2 separate regions of the Homo sapiens genome follow, and region 1 is linked to region 2. A link is a contact called in ENCODE Hi-C data. All regions are on one chromosome and are shown on one strand. The core of a region is the stretch at or near the end of the contact, and the rest is flanking DNA. Distances in the headings are between cores, read along the strand shown. Region 1 overlaps TET3 (tet methylcytosine dioxygenase 3). Region 2 has its middle 44 kb from the start of NAT8.

Region 1 (3,206 bases), core at 107-2,606, 410 kb before region 2:
AGCTGCCTGCTGCCCCTCACCGGGGAACAGCCCCCACTGGCCATCTGTGAAGTGGGAAGGGGCCAGGCAGCTGGCCCCAAAGGAACTGAGCTTGTCAGGGACGATGGCAGGACTCTCCCCAGACGAGAACACACCCCAGCTGCCACCCACACCGTTAGTCCTCTTGGGGGACATGCTTGGGCCTCCTGAGTACTGTCCCCAAAGGTGACTGGGTCCTCCATTCTGAGACACCTCGGACAGAGGTGTCTTGCCCATCTTGCCAGCGTCTCTGGGCACAGGCTCAGCCTGGGTCAGCGGGTCTACTGGCTCTTGCTTGATGGATCTGTTGTAGCAGTTGGAGCTCTGGGCAAAGGGGGAGGGGTCCCTGGACACTGAGTGGAGTAGGGGGGCCTTGGGAAGCAGATACTCCTTGGGGCCTGGGTACGCAGGCTGCTGGTGGTGAGGAGTGGGGTGGTGGGCGTCTGTGGGAACAGCCTGGCTGGGCAGCTCGGCAAACTCAGCACCACCGTAGGCCGGGCTCAGGCTGTTGTGCAGAGCGTGGAGGTCTGGCTTCTTCTCAAAACTGCCACTGCTGCCACTGTGCCCCCAGGCACCAGGACCCAGGAACTGAGAGGGGAAGACGGGGTTGCTGGATGGAAAGCCATAGTAGCTAAAAGACGGGAGAGCGTACTTGGAGTGGAAGCCATTGACGGAGGTCAGGCTGGGCTGTGCATAGTAGGAGTGGTAGGAGTACACGCTGTTCATGCTGTAAGGGTCGGAGGGCCGGCAGTTGCCCAGCACCGAGTAGCTCTCCACCACCGCGTTGCCGCTGTACTTGAAGGAGCTGAAGTGGTTCTGCGGCTCCACCTTGAGGGAGGGCTTCAGGCCTTGCTGGGACAATCCACCCTTCAGAGACAGGCCTGGGGAAACAGAAGGCAAGATGGCAGAGGGGCAGACAACACCACAGCCTGGAGAGGCCCTGGGTCGGGGACTGGGGATGGACCCTCCCTCTTTCCCAGGGATGTTTCCTCTTTTGGGACAGGCAGGTGAGGTGCTGAGGCATGTCCAGCCCAGAACGGGTCGTACTCCCTGGGCCCTGCTCAGCACAGGCCCCAGCCCCAGCCCCACTGGGGGTGGGAGGAGGCGATCCCTGCTGAGAAGCACCTCATGCGGGGTCCACAGTACCCCCACCGACTCCTCTCTTCACCCTAGAGAACTCCAGAAGTTGTACTGAACCACCACCACCCACTCTGTGCCCAGCCCAGTCGGGATCACTGCAGGGACCAGGGCCAGGAGAATGAGAACTCAGATGCCTGCCAGCAACCGTCTCCGCCCATAAGCCCTGCTGCCCTGGCACACACCCACATGTCCTGAAGTGCTGCTACTCACCTCAGTATCTCAGAGGGGAGCAAACTAGAGCTCAGAGGGGAGCCTCTGATTCTCTGAGGGATGCAAACTAGAGGAGAAACCCAGTGCTTCCCCTCTACCAAGCTCACTTCCACGCAGATAACAAGTCCTGCTGTACTTGCATCCCCACGGCCTCCTATCAGGCTGGCTGTGGCTGCTGCAGATACCCTTCTGACTGACAATTAAGCAGAGGCCCCAGTTCCAGTGTGATGCAGGAGGGTGCGTGGAAGAGCAGGGGCCCCCATGAGGACAGTGCCATTGTGACTCCAAGCGGGCACCCTCCCCCCACACACCTGGGTCCGACGTAATGCCCGCCAGCTCCAGGGCCTCCTGCTTGATCTTCTCCGGAGTGCTCAGCTTCTCCTTCTGAATCTTCTTCTTCTCGGCTGCTGCCTTTCTGGCTTCCAGCTGCCGCTGGCGGCAGGACTTGGCAGGCTCGGGCAGGCGTCGGACCTCGCGGGGGAAGGCGGTGAGCACCTGGATGGCTCCGCTGCCCACCTTTGCATTCTGGTTCTCCTCGCTACCAAACTCATCCGTGTTGGCCATCTTGTACAGGGGGAGAACATGCAGCTGCTCATCCTCGGGAATCTTGCCCACGCAGCGATTGTCTTCCTTGGTCAGGGTGCAGACCTGCCCCAAGCAGTGGGGGAGAGAGGACATGGGGTTGGGGGACCGAGTGCTGGGAGAGAGGGGTCTGAGCACCCAAAACACATGACCTCATCTTTCCCCACACAATCCCAATACCAGCCACTACTACTTCCAAGAGTTTGTGGAAAGCACATTGATCTTGGTTCACGGGGCAACAGTATCACCAGCATTTACAGTCCACTCATCAACTTTCAAGGCACATTATCTCCTATGATCCTAAGAAGGCTGAGAGGAGATGAGATACCTGGCAAGGGGCCTGGCCAGGACCTGGAGGCTTGCTCTGCCCTCTGGCATAGCACTGACGCCACAGCACCACGTTGCCCAGTGAAGCTCAGACCGTCCACCATTATCTTCCTTGTTCTAAACACTCAGCCTCCTTTTGCTCTTAAAATACGTTTCCTTTTGGGAGGCCAAGGCGGGTGGATCACCTGAGGTCAGGAGGTCGAGACTAGCCTGATCAATATGATGAAACCCTGTCTCTACCAAAAATATAAAAATTAGCCTGGCGTGGTGGCATGCGCCTGTAATCCCAGCTACTTGGGAGGCTGAGACAGGAGAATTGCTTGAACCCAGAGATGGAGGTTGCAGTGAGCCAAGATCATGCCACTACACTCCAGCCTGGGCAACAAGAGTGAAACTCCGTCTCAAAAAAAAAAAAAAAGAGTTTCCTTTTTATTATAAACTCTATGTGCTGATTATAGAAAATTTAGGCAAGCAAAAAGGAAACAAAATCTCCCATCCCACCACCCAGAAGTAATCACTTTAAATATCACGGTCACCTAATTGTGTACATACACAAGTACACAATTACTTTTTGCTAATTAAAGGGGGTATTATGCATATGGTCACATAATAGCTTCATTTTTTTCTTAACATAGTATAAATATTTTCCTGTGCATTAAATATTCTCCCCCAATATGATTAGAGCTGTGTAATATTATTCTACTGTATCAATGTGTTAATCTCATTATCAAATATTTCAACTTGTTTCCAATTTTTTTATACCATAAACAATACTTTTTGAAATACCCTTTTAGCTAAATTTTGTAAGATTCTTAATTCCTTAGAATGAATGTTAAGTAGAACTGCCACATACTGCCAGACTACCCTCAAAAATGATTCGGTTTTTCACTCATACCAGCAGAATGTGTTTCAACTTTCCTATATTTTTT
Region 2 (2,882 bases), core at 328-2,827:
CTGCTTGAGGCCTTTGGGCATGTTGTTCCTTTTGCCTGGAACATTCTTATCCCCACCCCATCCCCTTGTTAGTTCAGTGACTCCCTAGCTGCTGAGCCAGGAGGAAGCAGTTCATCCTGTTTTTTTTTCTCCCCCCCCGGCAGTTATTGCAATTTAGTCCTTTGCTACTCAAAGTGTGATCCCCAGACCAGTGCAGCAGCCTTGCCTAGAAGTGTGTTAAAAATAAGTGTGGGGTCTACGGCCATACCACCCTGAACACACCCAATCTTGTCTGATCTCGAAAGTTAAGTGTGGGTACGACGTTTATTATGCCCACAAGATTAACATTAGCAAAACAGTATGAATCTTGCACAGCTTCTTCCTAAATGCAACACAGTGGCCGCCCTCCCATGAGGCAGAGAAATTCAGGTGTGTCCTCTGCTGGTCGACGCTCCCATTGCCTGGGCATCGATGGGCAGTGCTGATTTGCTGAAGACCAGGGAGAGAGGAGGGGCCAGCTGCCCTGACTGGTGCTCATCTTCCTTGGACCAAGTCTACACTCACTGCTAAGGGAGTTACAAGCTCTTCTTTCCTGAAGGACTCAGATAGGAGGCCCAAAGCTGTAGGAGGGAATGCGTCTGTGTTTGTGAATTGGGGGAGGGTATTATTGGGGCAAGATAGTGGGCTCGAGGTAACAGGAAGTTAAACTGGAACTTCGCACTGAGGCACTGGATATAATAGGTAAGAAATTCTGCTGTGAGATCTGACACCAAAATGAAGAAATGCCAAAGGAGGCTGTCAAGAACGGTTTGGGGTTGCCAGGGTTTGAGGGGAAGGGGATGTGAGGAGTGACGGTTCCATGACGACAGGTTTCCTTCCTGGGTAATGAAAATGTTTTGGGGCTTGATATGGGTGTTGCTTGCAAAACACTGTGAATGTACCAAATGGCAGGGAACTGTACACTTGAAAATGGCTAACTGTAGGTTATGTAAATTTTGTCTCCAAGCATTGGGAAAAAAGAAGAGTTCATGTGGCTCTAAAACTCACAAGGAGTACAAGGGTCAGAGAACTAAGACACTGAGGGATTTTTTTTATGGGGAGAGTTGCTGCTGTGCTGAATCTGCCCTCATCTAGCCTCAGCCAAGGGGCCGATGGGCGGTGCCACTGTGACCTCCAGACAGCTTCTTGGCCAAGGTGACTCCAAGTCCTCCTCTGCCAGGGAGCAACAGGACTGATGTTGACACTTGCCAGAGGAATCTGAAAGTCAAAGTCCACACCTATTCAACCTGGAACTCTGGCAGAGGTAGAATGTTGCTGGCTGTGTGTGTGTGTGCGTGTGTGTGTGTGTGTGTGTGTGTGAGAGAGAGACAGAGAGAGAGACAAAGAGAGAGACAGAGAGAGAGACACAGAGAAACAGAGAGACAGAGACAGAGAGAGAAGGCGGGGGGAGACAGAGAGAGGAGATGGTGGGGAGAGAGAGATAGAGAGAGAGAGAGGAAACAGAGAGTGGGGAAGAGGAGGGTAGAAAGAGAGTGAAAGGAAAAGAAAGGAATGACAGAGAGGGAGAGGGAGTGATTGCTTTGCCTGGACTGGGGCCATGGGCAGTGGCAGTGGATGAGGCCAGGCCTTGGGAATGTAAGGGCTTCCAGGGAATGGCAAGTGCAGATTTGTGATTTGTATGGGAAACTCTTTGGGCAAGCATAGGGTAGGAGACTGATTGTTTTCCAGAAAGTAGGAAGGAGGGAGGGCATGATCTAAGATAATTTTAGAGGTCAGTGACTTGGACCAATCAGTGAGAAAATCTAGACTGTTAATTCCAAACTTCCTTTCACCTTTCTTCGGCTAATAAGTAATTTGTTCATTTTGAAGGATGGTATTTTATTCTGAACCTGGTAAAATTGTAATGACATTCAGATTTCCTTTTACATATTGCTTACTGGTTAAATTAGAATTTCTTTTTTTGCTTCATTTTTGTTTTACATGTGTGCACATGTGAAGATGTGCGTACATGCAGGGAAAGTCAGCCAGCCTGAGACAATCTCCCCTTCCTTTTTTTCCCCCTAGTTTTTATTATGGCAAAATACATAAAACATACAACTAACCATTTTAACGTGTACAGTTCAGTGGTACTAATTATGTTCACAATGGTGTGTAACTGTCACCACAATCTATTTCCAGAAGTTTTTCATCATTTCAAACAGAAACTCTGTACCCACTAGGCAAGAACTCCTTGTCTTCTCCTCCAGCCCCCGGAAAGCCCTGTTCTACATTCTGTCTCTACGAACTTGCCTATTCTGACAATTTCATATAAGTGAAACTATACAATATTTGTCCTACTGTGTCTGGTTTTCCTTTCCCAGAAAATCCCCCCACCCGACTCAAGGCACAGATTAGAAAACCTTCCCAGGCCTTGAGTCTCCCCCTGCAGGCGGTGTCCTTACATGGTCTGGGTGCTGCTTCCCGACGTCACCGGGATCCCTGGGTGTTTCTCTCCTTTCCCTGGAAGCCTTTCTTTCACCCACAAGGCACCGGGAAGCCTTTGTGCTACTGTTCCTCCTGCGTGTGTCCTTGATAAAGTACAGAATGGACCAATAAATTTAAACTTATCATAAACAGTGGGCAATTTTTAGCATGGGACAGAATCAAACATTAAAAATCATTTATCTGAAATTCAAATTTAATTGGGCATCCTGTATTTGTGTTTGCCTCATCTGGCAGCCCTACTATGGACACTTCTCTAAATTCCAGACTCAAGTCCAGTCCACAGGTTGTCCACCCTTCTCAGAAGTCCAGGGATAAGGGATATGGACCAATCTCTAAAGAAAAACCTCCATTTCAGGAGGAGTTATGCTACAGGTGCCTGTGACTCCAGGTCTAGATGCTGGCTTTCACCACTTGACAGG

Evidence for each region. Hi-C counts contacts between places; a loop is a spot of excess contacts on that map.
Region 1: a map with no recorded cell type shows a loop between it and region 2 (3-fold over the local background). The contact joins two enhancer-like sites. A Hi-C loop is called at or near these places in 2 of 37 single-sample maps with no recorded cell type.

What each region holds. Positions count from the first base shown.
Region 1 is chr2:74,098,086-74,101,291 of GRCh38, reverse strand. TET3 (tet methylcytosine dioxygenase 3) reads right to left here. Exons shown (of 12, transcript NM_001287491.2): 11 at 1,680-2,016; 12 at 1-899. Among named protein-coding and RNA genes, the nearest start is that of BOLA3, 48 kb to the left of the region's middle. RefSeq lists an enhancer at 1,343-1,842. Within about 2 kb of position 1,356, at least 4 of the 41 ENCODE cell types and tissues checked have a DNase peak (open chromatin) inside an H3K27ac peak, as active enhancers do.
Region 2 is chr2:73,684,625-73,687,506 of GRCh38, reverse strand. It overlaps the pseudogene ALMS1P1. Among named protein-coding and RNA genes, the nearest start is that of NAT8, 44 kb to the right of the region's middle. Within about 2 kb of position 1,577, at least 2 of the 41 ENCODE cell types and tissues checked have a DNase peak (open chromatin) inside an H3K27ac peak, as active enhancers do.